5 separate regions of the Homo sapiens genome follow, and all the other regions are linked to region 5. The links are chromatin contacts, found by Hi-C or POLR2A ChIA-PET in ENCODE. All regions are on one chromosome and are shown on one strand. The core of a region is the stretch at or near the end of the contact, and the rest is flanking DNA. Distances in the headings are between cores, read along the strand shown. Region 1 holds the start of HTD2 (hydroxyacyl-thioester dehydratase type 2). Region 2 overlaps FLNB (filamin B). Region 3 holds the start of DNASE1L3 (deoxyribonuclease 1L3). Region 4 overlaps PXK (PX domain containing serine/threonine kinase like). Region 5 has its middle 21 kb from the start of ARHGEF3-AS1.

Region 1 (2,700 bases), core at 179-2,678, 1.4 Mb after region 5:
ATGACATATGTAAAATATTTTGCATAGTGCCTAGCACAAAGTAAGTCTTTACTTTGTGGGTCTTTCCAGGACGGCCTAGATAGAACACCTACTATGTGCTGGGAGTCACAAGGGACACTGAGAGTGGGTCCTATCTTTGGGGAGTGCTTGACATAGGAGATCTTGAGGAGAGGAGATGCTAGATATAATTTTGTAGGCTGGGCGCGGTGGCTCACGTCTGTAATCCCAACACTTTGGGAGGCGAGGTGGGTGGATTGCCTGAAGTCAGGAGTTTGAGACCTGCTTGGCTAACATAGTGAAACCCTGTCTCTACTAAAAATACAAAAATTAGGCCAGGCGCGGTGGCTCACGCCTGTAATCCCAACACTTTGGGAGGCCGAGGTGGACAGATCACGAGGTCAAGAGATTGAGACCATGCTGGCCAACATGGTGAAACCTCGTCTCGACTAAAAATACAAAAATTAGCTGGGCATGGTGGTGCATGCCTGTAGTCCCAGCTACTTGGGAGGCTGAGGCAGAAGAATCACTTGAAGGGAGGCGGAGGGTGCAGTGAGCCAAGATGGCGCCACTGCACTCCAGCCTGGGCGACAGAGCGAGACTCCATCTCAATAAATAAATTATAATATAATGAAAAAAATGTGTAGAATGACTCGGGCGCAGTTGCTCACGTCTGTAATCCCAGCACTTTGGGAGGCCAAGGTGGGCAGATCACTTGAGGCGAGGAGTTCGAGACCAGCCTGGCCAACATGGTGAAACCCCGTCTCTACTAAAAATACAAAAATTAGCCAGGCATGGTGGAGCATACCTGTAGTCCTAGCTACTCAGGAGGCTGAGGTGGGAGAATCGCTTGAGCCCTGGAGGCGGAGGTAGCAGTAAGCCAGATCGCGCCAGTGCACTCCAGCCTGGGCGACAGAGTGAAACTGTCTCAAAAAAACAACGAAAAAATTGTTGAATGAATGAATGAATGCATGAAGAAATGGATAACTATGAAGCACCGTCCAAGGCGGAAAAAACCCGCCCTAAACCGCACCCCAAGCAAATTGCACACACGGCTTTCCCGGAGTGGACACCAGAGGGCGCTGAGCTCGGCCGCTCTCAGCTCCGGATCAGGATTCGCGCCTGGGTCCTTAGGACGACGCCGCGTGGTGACGTCATATCCGCCTGGGCGTCACGCTTCGTGGGGCGGGACGAGGAGAAGCCAAACGTAAAGACACCAGGAGTTTCTCGGGCCCAGCTGTGGCTGCTGCCGGGGAGCCCCAAGCCTTGGCGGGTCCTTGCGGCGAATAGGAGTCTGGTCAGGCGTCAGGCTAGTCCGACGAAGAGTGGGTAGGTGGAAGCCTTCCAAAGAGCGGCGGTTGTCTGGGAGCCGTCTCAGTTGGCCGCGACCCGGGCGCATGCGCGGGGCGGGCGGTGCGCCTTGGGTAGCTTGTCCTCTCCGACCCCGGGCGCTGAGGGCCTCTGTACGGCGCCGCGTAGGGTCTCGGCCGCAGAACGTGGCCGAGAGGCCCGGGCGAGACTTCGGGACCGTGTCCTGAGCGCTCTCCATGCGCCCGGCGCGAGGTGAGCGCTAAATAGTGGTTGTTGAAAAATATTGAAAGCCACCCAAGTGCTCAGCAGTAAGGATATTGAGCTTTTTAAAGTGATTGATTTAGTCCAAAAATTGTACGTCGCACGCCCACTGTGCACGACCCAGTGTTTTAGGGCCTTGGGAAACAGCAGTGAACAAGATAGCAAGATTCTTGGAGTGGACTTTTGTTGGGGTGGGGAGGGGAAGTACAGATAAAGATAAACGAGTTACATAATTGTCATAGAAAAAGGCAAATGCTACGAAGAAGAAAGCAGGGACGGGGCATGGGGGTGGGGTGCGGTGTTAGCCGAGAAGGGCACTGGGCCAACCCGATTGAGATTTGAGCTAAGCCAGGAAGGGGGCAAGGGTGTGAGTCCGGTGGCTGCCTGGAGGAAGATCTTTCCCAGCATGGGGAAAAGCTAGAGCCGAGGCCCAGCGGTGGGAGCGAGACTGGCGCGTGAGAAAGAGCTAGGCTAGGCCTGTGTGGTGGCGGGGATTGAGCGGAGGGAGAATGGCAGGACATGAAGTCAGAGGTGTAGAGGGAGCAGTCCTGCAGGTGAGGCAGAGCCTTGCAGGCTGCTCTAAGGACTTTGGCCTTACTCTGGATAAAACGGGAACCATAGCAAGATTTTGAGCAGAGGAATGATGTAGCTTGAGTAGATGTTAATAGACTCACTGGCCGCCGTAGGGATGGAGAAGCGGGGGAGTAGGGAGAATCAGATTTATTACTAATAGGTCAGATTAGGAGCATCCCTGCGCAGCCACTAAAAAAGGCTGACTCTAGGCCGGGCGCGGTGGCTCATGCCTGTAATCCCAGCACTTTGAGGGGGCCGAGGTCGGCGGATCACTTGACGCCAGGAGTTCGAGACCAGCCTGGGCCAACATGGCGAAACCCCATTTGTACTAAAAATACAAAAGTTAGCTGGGCGTGATGACGTACGCCTGTAATCCCAGCTACTCAGGAGACTGAGGAGCGAGAATTGCTTCGACCCAAAGCACTCCAGCCTGGGCGACAGAGTGAGACTCCATCTCAAAACAAACAACAAGACTGACTTTAAAGATGACGATGACAGTAACTTCGTGAGCCCACATCTGTGGAGAGCCTGGTGAATATATTTAATACCAGTCTGTAC
Region 2 (2,700 bases), core at 15-2,514, 1.1 Mb after region 5:
AAGTTAGTTCCTTTTTTTTTTTTTTTTTAAAAAAAAGACAAGATCTCGCTCTGTCACCCCGGCTGGAATGCAGTGGCATGATCATAGCTCACTGCAGCCTTGACCACGTGGGCTCAAGGAATGAACCATTGTGCCAGGAGTTCAACACCAGCCTGGATAACATAGCGAGACCCTGTCTCTACAGGAAAAAAAAAAAAAAAGAAGAATTGCATAAGTATCATCAGAACTGTTGAATGGAAAATCAGACTTTGTGGGTTTGGTTTGTTAATTACTTCTCGTTGGATTAGAATTTGATAGGTAAAAAAAAAAAAAAAGGTGTAGAAAAGTGATTCCAGTCTTGAGCAAATTTTTAATGGAAAACGGTGTCTTGGTTCTCTGTTCACTACAACTTGTATCTAAGGGAAAGCCTAGTGATGCAGACATTTCATTTCGTGATGGGAAAACTGATGCCCAGAGGTTCACAGCTGACCAGGGGCTAGTCTGACTGGGGGGATCTAGGTCACCACCCCCCTTGCCTTGTTTTCCCAGCTAGTGCATTTCCTACTAGACTTGACTCTACTGTAATTCAAGTTGCTGAGTAGCAAACAAGAACTACAATGACTAGAAGGAACAGAACTAGCTTTTTTGTGCTCTGAAAGTGGAAACTTATTGAGGGTTCTTTTCCTCCCAGAGAATGCAGAAGTGCCCTGATTTGCTTTTGGAAGGACACCATTCACTTTATTGCCTCTTTTCATTGTTGCCCAGAATATCACCATGATTTATTCATGGGTGGTGGGGAGGGTAGCACTAGTGTATGCTCCCAGCAAAGAGGAACATCTCACGTTGTGAAGAGATGCGCAAAACTAAGCCAGGGCAGGGTGTGGTGGCTCATGCCTGTAATCCCAGCACTTTGGGAAGCTGAGGTGGGCAGATCACCTGAGGTCAAGAGTTGAAGACCACCCTGGCCAACATGGTGAAACTCTGTCTGTACTAAAAATACAAAAATTAGCTGGGTCTGATTGCAGGTGCCTCTAATTGCAGCTACTTGGGAGGCTGAGGCAGGAGAATTTCTTGAACCTGGGAGGCAGAGGTTGCAGTGAGCTGAGACTGTGCCGTTGTACTCTAGCCTGGGCAACAAGAGCCATCTCAAAAAAAGAAGCAAGCCAGATCTTTGGGGTGCTGTGACGGCAAATCCCCCAGCGCTGGCCTCTCAGGTTCTCTTGCGGGATTAGTGTTTGTTGAATAATAAGCAATACACCCTGACCCAGCGAGCCAAAGCAAACAGGACAGTAACTGAAACTGCAGGGGAGTGTGAGTAAACAGTTACCTTCTACCCTCATGGAGCTGGCCTCTGGCCAGCAACATGATAGCTGTTTGCATCTTACTCTTATGGAGCCATTGGCCCTCTCATTAAGGTGGGGGCAGCTTCTGGTCCATGCCTGCAAGTCCTCATGGGAGTGGGTACCTGACAGGGTGTAAAGGGTAGGTCTGAGGACATGGTTTCTTTTTTTTATTGTTGTTGAGATGGAATCCTGCTCTTGTCACACAGTCTGGAGTGCAGTGGCCTGATCTCGGCTCACTGCAACCTCCGTCTCACTGGTTCAAGCGATTCTCCTGCCTAAGCCTCCTGAGTAGCTGGGACTATAGGCGCATCCTGCCATGCCTGGCTAAGTTTTGTATTTTTAGTAGAGACGGGGTTTCACCACGTTGGCCAGGCTGGTCTCGAACTCCTGACCTCAGGTGATCCACCCACCTCAGCCTCCCAAAGTGCTGGGATTACAGGCGTGAGCCACCGTCCCCAGCCAACATGGTTTCTTTAAAATATACTCCCCGCTCCATCCCATTCATGTGTGGGAGTTGAGCTGCATCTGGGTTTTTCTTTTCTCTTTTTCTGTAAATCTTTATTGTATTTTTTTTGGATCATAGAATGGATACATGTTTCTTAAAGTTTGATCATTATAGAAACTTAATTAGACTATTATTTGAGTGCTAACCATAGTGAGTGAGTGCTTACTGTGTGCTAGGTGGCTTTTTATGCCTCATGTCACTTACATGAGGTCTGAGGAACGGTGTTAATCCCGTTTTGCAGCTGAGGAAACTGAGGCTACATTTACGGTCACCTAGCTGGCAAGCAAGTGGCTGAGCCTGGAGCAGCAGCAGATCTGGGGAACTCCACAAACCAGATTTCTGTGTGGTATCCCTGTGGACACAAGGATTTAACTTGATTCTTTTTGCTTTCAGTATCACTTTATGATATTACAATGAGCTTGCAGTATTTATTTTCAGAAGAAAAGCCAGATTATTCCCATTTATGAGAGAAGCAGCCAGGTGGGCAGGGATTTCCAGCGCTGAACCAGCCAGTGTGTGCATTGTCTCTTCCCGCTGAGCGGCCCTGGTGTGCTGGGTTAGTCTGTGAGCCACAGGAAATGTTGTCAGGGCCTCTGGGCTTTTGGATGTCAGCAGGCCTTCAGTGGTGAGGAGGTTGTGGCTGGACTCAGAGGACTCCTTGCTTTTGCTGAACGACCCTCCCCACCAACCACCACCACCACCACCAGTGGGACTAGCCCATGAGCTGTAAGCCAACCTTTTCCTTCCTAACTTAATTTTCCAAAGAATAGTAACTTACCCACCACCACTGCAGTCACTGGGCCGGGAAGACAAGCACTCTTGCCTTGAATCCATGCCTTGAGCCAGTAGCCTTGACCCAGGGTAAAGCAGTTA
Region 3 (2,700 bases), core at 188-2,687, 1.3 Mb after region 5:
AAGGGCAGGGCCACCTGGGTCTGAGAGGCTCGTCCAAGGAAGAACAGAGCCTGCCAGTCCTCACTCCAATCCTCCTTCCCAGTGACAGCAACAGCAGCGGCTCTGGCTCATGAATACCCACCTTGCTGCAGGCTCTGCTGGGTGCCTCAGGCACCCTGAGTTCTCTTCACCAGCCAGTGCTACAGGTGGTATTTGGATGTGGTCGCCATTTTACTAGGGGAGCTGGTGGTTCAGGGAGGGGCAGGGCCTCCCAAGCTCACAAGTCTGGTAGGTGGAATCTGGACCCAGGGCTCCTGGCCCCCCTACCACACCATGGTGTCTCAGGTTTCCTAAGGTAATAAGTACCTTTCCAGAGTCCTGGGAAAGGGTTAAGTTGCCAGCATCAAAAATTAATTAACCTGTAGGATAAAGGGAGTCAATTGACTCCAGAGAAAGCAAGCAGTGTCCCCGGACATTGGGTATATCACCCAAGGAAAGCGTAAGCGAAAGTGGAAGGAGTGGGGAAGTAGAGGAGAGGGAGAGAGGAAGGAAGGAGGAGAAGAAGAAAGAAAGACAAAGAGAGGGAGGGATGATGAGGATGGGAGAGAGAAGGAAGGAAGGAAAAAAGTAAGGAAGGGAAAGGAAGAAAGAAACAAAGAAAAAGAGAAAGGAAGAAGAAAGAAAAGACAGAAAGAAGAAAGAAAAAGGAAGAAAGAAAAAGGAAGAAAGAAAAAGAAAGAAAGAAAGAGAGAAAGAAAGAAAAGAAAGAAAGAAGAAAAGGAAAGAGAGAGAAAGGAGCTGGGCTTTGCTGGTGAAAAGGAGTAGCTGTATAAGGTTACTTCATCTTTCTTTGTTCATCACCTCTACATGGGGAGTAATAGTCCCTCTTCATAAAGATTATGAAGTGAAACCATGTGCTTATAGTGCCTGATACAGGCATTCAATAAATAGCAATAAAAATCATAATGGCTAACCCTTATCTGGAACGTATAATGAGCCAGATACTACATTAAGAGCTTTCCATTTGCCAACTCCTGTAGTCCCCCCAGCAACCCTGGAGGGAACCATTGTTATCACCCCTGTTTTAAGATGACGGCAGGAGGTACAGAGAGTTGAAGTGGTTATTGTTCCAAGCCAGCTTCTACATTCCCCCTAAGGGCCAACTTTAAGTTCCTTGAGTCTCTTAAAGTCTGCAGACAGGAGAGAGGGTGTGAGGGGTGTCTGGGATCCTCCTCCCAGGAAAGGGGCTCACCTTCACAATGACATCCATGGCATTCTTGTCTTCCTGCTTGCTTTCCCCAAAGGACCTGACGTTGAAGGAGCAGATCCTCATGGCCAGGGCGCTGTGGATGGAGAGGAGGAGAAGCAGCAGTGGGGCCAGCTCCCGTGACATCCTGGCGCTGCTCTGGCTTCAAGACTCTGTGAGAAGACAGCAGTGCTTGGAGTGCTGGATTCTGGCCACTTCCGCAGGCTCCACTGACTTATAAAGCCTGCAGATAACAGGAATTACTGGATTTCTCCTTGCAACTTTCAGTTCTCTGAGGAACTGAAGATCATGGGTTTTAATCCCCAAGGAAATACAGATACATTGGGCTAGCCTTTAAGGAGCCCTTATGTTCGTCACCCTGGTGCAGAAATTGGCATGCCTCATTTAGGCGCCATCCTCCACAAAGTCACTCATATCCCAACCGGGAGCCAGCTCTGACATCTAGTCATCGGTCTTGCGGTTGCATGCCATGTGCCTTTTCCTGACAGTGGATGAACTCGGAAGTGGTCCACCCTAGAGGGCACCTGGGGTGACGGAACCTTCTGCTGGGGGACAATGAGGCAGGAGGCATGGGAAATTCTGCTCGGTTTTCTCTAAATCACTGGGATTTGGCGGCCTGCTGTCCTCAGACACACCCAGACTGTGACTCTAATTGCCCTGGTGGTGTAAAGTAAGGTCAAGAGTAGTTTGAATTACTTAATTTTTTTAGGCAGCTTTACCGTACAAATACTAGGAGTGTGTTGCCAGAGAAAGCAATTGGGGATCTGATGGAATGGATGAGGAAAATGTCCCTGGACTCTGCGAGCAAATAGCCCGTGAAACCCATGGAGAGACCCGTGATTGAAGCTGATATTAATTTAATATTGGCGAGAGTTGTGTGACCCTGGGAGAGAAAGGTCTTGTAAGAACTGTAGGATATCAACTCAAGCAAAATGACTTTTAGAGATATGGGCAGGAAACTATGAAGATCTGTAAAGCAAAAAAAAATTAAAAAAAAAAGCAAAATCCAATCAAGGTATATTAATGGACTTTGGCAAAGACAATTCTGTGAAAAGGGTAGGGAATAAGAATAACTCCAAGCCAGCATCGGGATCTGTGGACCAACCCCTCTTGTGGTGATGGGTCTGTGGCCACAGCCACAGGGAAAATTATACATATATCCCCAACATACATCCAGGCAGCATACTGGCCAAGCATGCCAGGAATTCTATAAGATAACCCCAAATAGTACATGGAAGGAAATGGTTTCCTGAGTTCGTGCTGCAATGAATCTCCCTGTTGTCTGCAACCTAAGACCTCAGGCCTGGTTGAATCTCTGGTAAAGGTGGCTCTGGGCCGGGCGCAGTGGCTCACTCCTGTAGCCCCAGCACTTTGGGAGGCTGAGGTGGGTGGATCACTTGAGGTCAGGAGTTCAAGGCCAGCCTGGCCAACATGGTGAAACCCTGTCTCTACTA
Region 4 (2,700 bases), core at 4-2,503, 1.4 Mb after region 5:
GGAGGATTGCTTGAGGCCAGGAGATCGAGACCAGCCTAAGCAATATAGCAAGATCTAGTCTCTACAAAACTTAAAAAAAAAAAAAAGTCAGGTGTGGTGGCATACCTGTAGTCTCAGCTACTCAGGAGGTTGAGTAGAAGAATCCCTTGAGCCCAGGCAGTGGAGGCTGCAGTGAGCTATGATTGCACCACTGCACTCCAGCCTAGGTAACAGAGTGAGACCCTGTCTGTACTTTTTTTTAATTAATATGTTTTGCATTCCTCTTGTCATAAAAGTATTTGAAATCTGGTGTGTATTTTACAATTACAGCATATCTCAATTGGGACTAGCCACATATCAGATGCTCAGTAGCCACATATTGCTTGTGGCTACTAGGCAGCAGAGATACAGACATTAAAAATATTTGCCAGGCATGGTAGCTCATGCCTGTAGCCCCAGTTACTAGGGAGGCTGAGGTGGGAGGATCACTTGAGCCCAGGAGTTCAAGGCTGCAGTGAGCTATGGTTGTACCACTGCACTCCAGCCTGGGCGACAGAGCCAGACCCCATCTCCAAAAGAAATTAAAAATAAAATCCCAAATGTGTTGTTATGGAGAGAGATCCATGTTATATTAAGTGAGAGAAAAAGCAAGTCATAACACACTATGTTTAGTATGCTTTCATTCTCATAAATATCTTTTTTTTTTTTTTTTGAGACGGAGTCTCACTCTGTCGCCCAGGCTGGAGTGCAGTGATGTGATCTTGGCTCACTGCAACCTCTGCCTCCCCGGTTCAAGCGATTCTCCTGCCTCAGCCTCCTGAGTAGCTGGGATTACAGGCTCCTGCCACCACGCCTGGCTAATTTTTGTATTTTTAGTAGAGACGGGGTTTCACCATGTTGGCCAGGCTGGTCTTGAACTGCTGACCTCAAATGATCTACCCTCCTCGGCTTCCCAAAGAGCTGGGATTACAGGCATGAGCCACAGCACCTGGCCACATTTTCATAAATATCTGTGTTTATACCTGCAAATAAACAGTCTGTAACTGCACACTATCCAGTATTTTAGCCACTAGGCTAATAAAATTAAGCTAAAAATTCAGTCCCTTCGTCACCCTATCCACATTCCAAGAGCTCAGTAGTCCCTTGTGCATAGTGGCTACCATATTGGATATCAAGCCTTAGGTCACTGCTCTCTTCAAACTGCTGAACTGGTTGAGAAAGACTGAGCTTAACGGATAGAACCTGCTAGCCCTGCAGCCATTGGGGTTTTGTGACTACTGAGTCCCAGAGCCTCTGTGGTTTTTAAGAGTAACACACAGGAAGGAAGCTCACTGAGGTGCAACCGTTATTAGTACCTTGGGGAGTTTAACAGGAGCACAGTGTAGAAGCAAAACAGCTTTGTGGAGGACCCTGTTCCGTTTTTGTACAACTGAAATTAACTACTATTCAAATTGCTGAGGATCACATAAACCTGATGTCCACTTTAGGCATGTTCTTATAAAAATGTTCCTTTCGACTGCTTCTTAACTGCCTAATGTACATTATGGGGCTTGCTTAACATTTTGGAGAAAAAATAGTTTCTTACTTGTACATAACTTCTAGGTGGTGCTCACATTACATTCAGCTCCAGCAGTTTGTGTCCATGTAGTAGGAGGTAGGCTGCAAAGTATAGGGGTATTAAAACCAGGTGGTTGTGGTATTCTGAGAGCTCTATTGCTATAGTAACTCATATTCTCCAGGCCCGGGTTCTTGTCCTTACTCTGCCCTTCACCCTGTCAGCTTCCCCCTGACTTGATAGACTGGTTCTGCCTGTCCAGCTGCACTCTGTTCATCAAAATGAGTCCTTGGAGCATGTGAAAGTATTGTGTCCAAGGGCATAGAAGGTAGGAACCGCTGTGCCCCTGGGTCAGACTGGCCTGGGGTGGAGTCTATTCTCATCACATACTAGTGGTGCGCCCTTGTTTAAGGCATCTACCCTCTCTGAGCTTCAGGGTTTTTGTTGTATAAGAGATGTAGTGACGCCTCCCTTCAGACATTGTTGGGAGATGGAGTAAACTGAGGGCTAGAAGGCAGAGAGTAAGTGCCCCATAAGCAGAGCAGTTATACCTCCCTCTCTGAAGATATGTGTCTGCATGGCATGTGTACTGTGGTCACTTCCACAGTTGGTTATGAAATTGGAGCTAGTGTCTCAGGATGACACAGCAACCTTCTCAGAGTAGGAAGGATAGATTTATATGTACGTTATCCTAAGTGATGGTGACCATTATTAAAACCAGTAGGGACTTCTAGCTTGACTTCAGCCTATAGTTTCAAGCTTCTCTCCCACTAAATGCTTTAGCAGCCCTGTTACAAGTAGAAGAGCTCCTTTACTTTACTTTCATCTTCTGTTTTCCCAGTCTCCCCAGCACAGAAAGTACTGATGAGTAGTAAAATGACCAAAAGCTCCCTTGTCAAAGGAAAAAAGGTGCATTTATCATTGATAACATACCAGGCTCTTACCCAAGCTCAGATGATCTCAATCTTTATTACTCAGGATTCCTTATTTAATTTATTTTATTTTTCCAAGAAAGGGTCTCACTCTATCGCCCAGGCTGGAGTGCAGTGGTGCAATCACGGCTCACGGCAGCCTCCATCTCCCTGGGCTTAAATGATCCTTCTTGGGCTTCAGTGATCCACCCGCCTCAGCCCCCCAAATAGCTGAGACTACAGGTGTGCGCCACC
Region 5 (2,700 bases), core at 133-2,632:
ACCATGGAGCTAGCACCTGGAAGCACTCGGTAATGAGTGTCAGATCAAATGACAGTGTCCACTGAGAGGTGGGTTTCAGATTGTCCTTGGGATTCCCTATTTCCTAAAGCCTGACTCCCCACAAAGCAAGCTGGTTAAGTGGTGGCTGGTGGAGGGGTAAGGGCAGGTATTCCTAAGGCGTCTTGTTCCAGCCTCCTACACAGGAAGGGTCCTAAATTTGAACAAGCCTGTAAACAACTTGAGATTAGCTAGCTTTGGGGACAATTCAGCCGATGAAGAAAGACAGTGCCCTGGGAAATGCGGGAGGCTCCATCACCCAGCCATTCCTCTCTTGGAGTATTTTCTGACAAGCCACTTCAAGGAGTCCCAGCAGCCAAGGCCAGCCTCACCCCAGTAAGGATTCACTGGAAATGTGAGACGACCAGGGCATTGTACGTTTTATTTCTTTGGAGAGGAGGAAGGAAACATTCACATGAACAAATCCTAGAATGATTCAACCTAACTTCCGGCTGCTGACTGAATGGGAAAGAAGAACTGAAACCCGTGGGCTGCAGCACTTCGTGCAAGAGGTGAAACTTGAGGGGCTCCAGGGCAGGTAGCAGTGGAGCAGGGAGGGGCAGAGAGAGGGCCAACAGATGCCCTGGCAGGGGAAAGGGATGCAAGCCTGCAAAAAGGAAGCAAAAACAGGGCACGGCCGTCTCCTCTGATGCCCTTGCTCTGACCAGAAGCAAGAACTCCCGGATTGAAATGGGTCCATGAAGAAGGCACTTCAAGAGGAGAATTTCAATAGTAAGAGGCTCTGATCCGCAAGGTCCACGTTCATTTTGAGCTTTATAATGGGATATCAAAAGGAACAGGAGTCTTCTCTATGGCATCTAGGATACTACTAAGTATTCAAACATGTTTATGTATTGGTTTTTACATTTTAATAGTAACATAGCATCACTGTCACACATTCGAACCACACAGAAGTATACACATTCAAACCACAAAGAAGTATATAAAGTAAAAAGTGAGTCTTCCCAAAGGCCCTACTTTTTTTTCTATCCCGATCCCATTTGCTGGATGCACTGGTGTTAAAAAGCCAGACGTAGACAGAGGTTCATAAACCCAAAAGGATTTAGGAGCAGGGGTCAGGTACCTGAAAGAAAAGGCCAGGTGGGCACTGGGGCACCACTGAGAGTTTTTGTCTTAGGTCAGTTCCAGCTTTTCGGGTTCCTAAGGGGTTAATCATCCAGGGTGAGCAGACATTCTAATTTTTTCAATAGAAGCCTGAAATTCAGGGTTTTATGTAAAATCTCTCAATTTGTAAATGCTGGCAACTATTCATCACCATAAGAAGTACTGTATGGGCCACATAACACAGTTGCTGGCTACATTTGGCCCAGGGGCCACCAGTTTGCACCCTCTGGTGGTAATCCTTCCAGACATTTCCTTCTGTCTAAAAACACGAGTTGCTGGGTGTAACATCTTATTTTTTTCAAAAATAGAATGATAACATTGTTCTACCACTTGCTTCTTTTTTCATTTAACATCCAGGGCATCTTTCCCTGTCACGCACATTTTTGACCTCTTACTGCAGAGCATGCTATGGTATGGAAGGAAATTAACTCATTTAGCCACCTGCCCTGTGGACATTTAGCAAATACGAAAGATACACTTGAAATGTCACTTCTCATTGTCCATTCCTCTTACCTCTGCCAATGTTGATAACTCATGATGAAAGTGCACCTGTGTGTGGATATTAACATATCATACAGCCACAATTACTGAAACCACAGCGACTAAGGATTTTTTATGTTTTAATATGAGCACTTACCATGTATTTTCCCACGTGATCCTCACAACAGTCCCAAAGTAGGCCTTATTATTATCTTTCTTTTTGCAGATTTAAAAAAACTGAGACTCAAAAAGGTGGTGTACGCCTACCCATGGCACGTGGCCTAGAGGTGGTGAGGTTGGTCAGGAGTGGGGCCTAGCAAGCTTACTTCAGAGCTCCTGCTACAAGCATACAGCCCTCAGAAGACACAGCGAGAAACCTGCTCTGGGATATTCAAGAATCTGACATATTAGAGCACAAACCACTAGAGAAGGATCGCTAACAATGGGACAATTCACTTGCCTCTTGGAATGAAAAGCCTCATTTTAAAGCCCTTCTTCATACTCATCCAACATAAATTCTACATAGATTGGAGAGAAATGTTAAAAGGGGGAAAAAAACCTACAAAATTCTGGGGGCATAGGTTTTCAGGGTATGGTATTTTTCTTTCAGTATATAGAGTTGAATCATATATTTATACACAGGAAACTACCTATAGGGTGCCTACGATGCAAAGATGAACCCTGTTTTCCCACAGCTGGTTAAATAACCAAACTGGTAACAACCCCTCTTGTTGGGCTCTAAAGAGATTAGCACCAAAACTGGGACCTAACTAAGGTGTCACCAAAAGTGTCATGGTATCACTAGAACCAGAACCATGTTTCCTGTGTTCTTGTTCGATATATCTGAGGGTATTTTCTGTTGAGAAGTTCCAAGCAATTTCCTTACCAAAGATATTATAAGGAACATACTCGTCAGGGTTGTGAGAATTTCATTTACATAAAATAAAATATTTAGATTTTAGCAGAATTACTTCTTCATTAAAAGTTGGCAAGCAACGATGATTCTTTCCATTTGAACTTTATCCTGGTTCCTTAATG

Evidence for each region. A loop is a pair of places that touch in the nucleus more often than their neighbours do. ChIA-PET counts read pairs that join two places held with the same protein, here RNA polymerase II (POLR2A). Pooled maps may share reads with other maps.
Region 1: a loop to region 5 is called in a pooled map, with 4 times the contacts of the local background. The contact joins the promoter of HTD2 here to the enhancer-like site in region 5. A Hi-C loop is called at or near these places in 1 of 50 pooled maps. POLR2A ChIA-PET finds 5 or more read pairs at or near these places in 2 of 52 experiments (T-cell and activated CD4-positive, alpha-beta memory T cell).
Region 2: a loop to region 5 is called in a map with no recorded cell type, with 15 times the contacts of the local background. The contact joins two enhancer-like sites. A Hi-C loop is called at or near these places in 6 of 37 single-sample maps with no recorded cell type and 5 of 50 pooled maps. POLR2A ChIA-PET finds 5 or more read pairs at or near these places in 3 of 52 experiments (GM10248, T-cell and activated B cell).
Region 3: a loop to region 5 is called in a map with no recorded cell type, with 9 times the contacts of the local background. The contact joins the promoter of DNASE1L3 here to the enhancer-like site in region 5. A Hi-C loop is called at or near these places in 9 of 37 single-sample maps with no recorded cell type and 4 of 50 pooled maps.
Region 4: a pooled map shows a loop between it and region 5 (7-fold over the local background). The contact joins two enhancer-like sites. A Hi-C loop is called at or near these places in 6 of 37 single-sample maps with no recorded cell type and 5 of 50 pooled maps.

What each region holds. Positions count from the first base shown.
Region 1 is chr3:58,305,092-58,307,791 of GRCh38, forward strand. It overlaps HTD2 (hydroxyacyl-thioester dehydratase type 2), which reads left to right and starts at 1,429. Exons shown (of 5, transcript NM_001348712.2): 1 at 1,429-1,560. It overlaps RPP14 (ribonuclease P/MRP subunit p14), which reads left to right and starts at 1,154. Exons shown (of 6, transcript NM_007042.6): 1 at 1,154-1,326. RefSeq lists enhancers at 940-1,019, 1,210-1,469, 1,590-1,719.
Region 2 is chr3:58,039,012-58,041,711 of GRCh38, forward strand. All of the region lies in intron 1 of FLNB (filamin B), which reads left to right. Among named protein-coding and RNA genes, the nearest start is that of FLNB, 32 kb to the left of the region's middle. RefSeq lists enhancers at 463-1,042, 2,405-2,700. Within about 2 kb of position 1,265, at least 9 of the 41 ENCODE cell types and tissues checked have a DNase peak (open chromatin) inside an H3K27ac peak, as active enhancers do.
Region 3 is chr3:58,209,535-58,212,234 of GRCh38, forward strand. DNASE1L3 (deoxyribonuclease 1L3) reads right to left here and starts at 1,438. Exons shown (of 8, transcript NM_004944.4): 1 at 1,232-1,438. The coding sequence starts at 1,372.
Region 4 is chr3:58,348,683-58,351,382 of GRCh38, forward strand. The region is part of intron 1 of PXK (PX domain containing serine/threonine kinase like); the gene reads left to right. Among named protein-coding and RNA genes, the nearest start is that of PXK, 17 kb to the left of the region's middle. RefSeq lists an enhancer at 824-1,103. Within about 2 kb of position 1,254, at least 9 of the 41 ENCODE cell types and tissues checked have a DNase peak (open chromatin) inside an H3K27ac peak, as active enhancers do.
Region 5 is chr3:56,917,914-56,920,613 of GRCh38, forward strand. It overlaps a transcript of ARHGEF3 not described here. Among named protein-coding and RNA genes, the nearest start is that of ARHGEF3-AS1, 21 kb to the right of the region's middle. Within about 2 kb of position 1,383, at least 3 of the 41 ENCODE cell types and tissues checked have a DNase peak (open chromatin) inside an H3K27ac peak, as active enhancers do.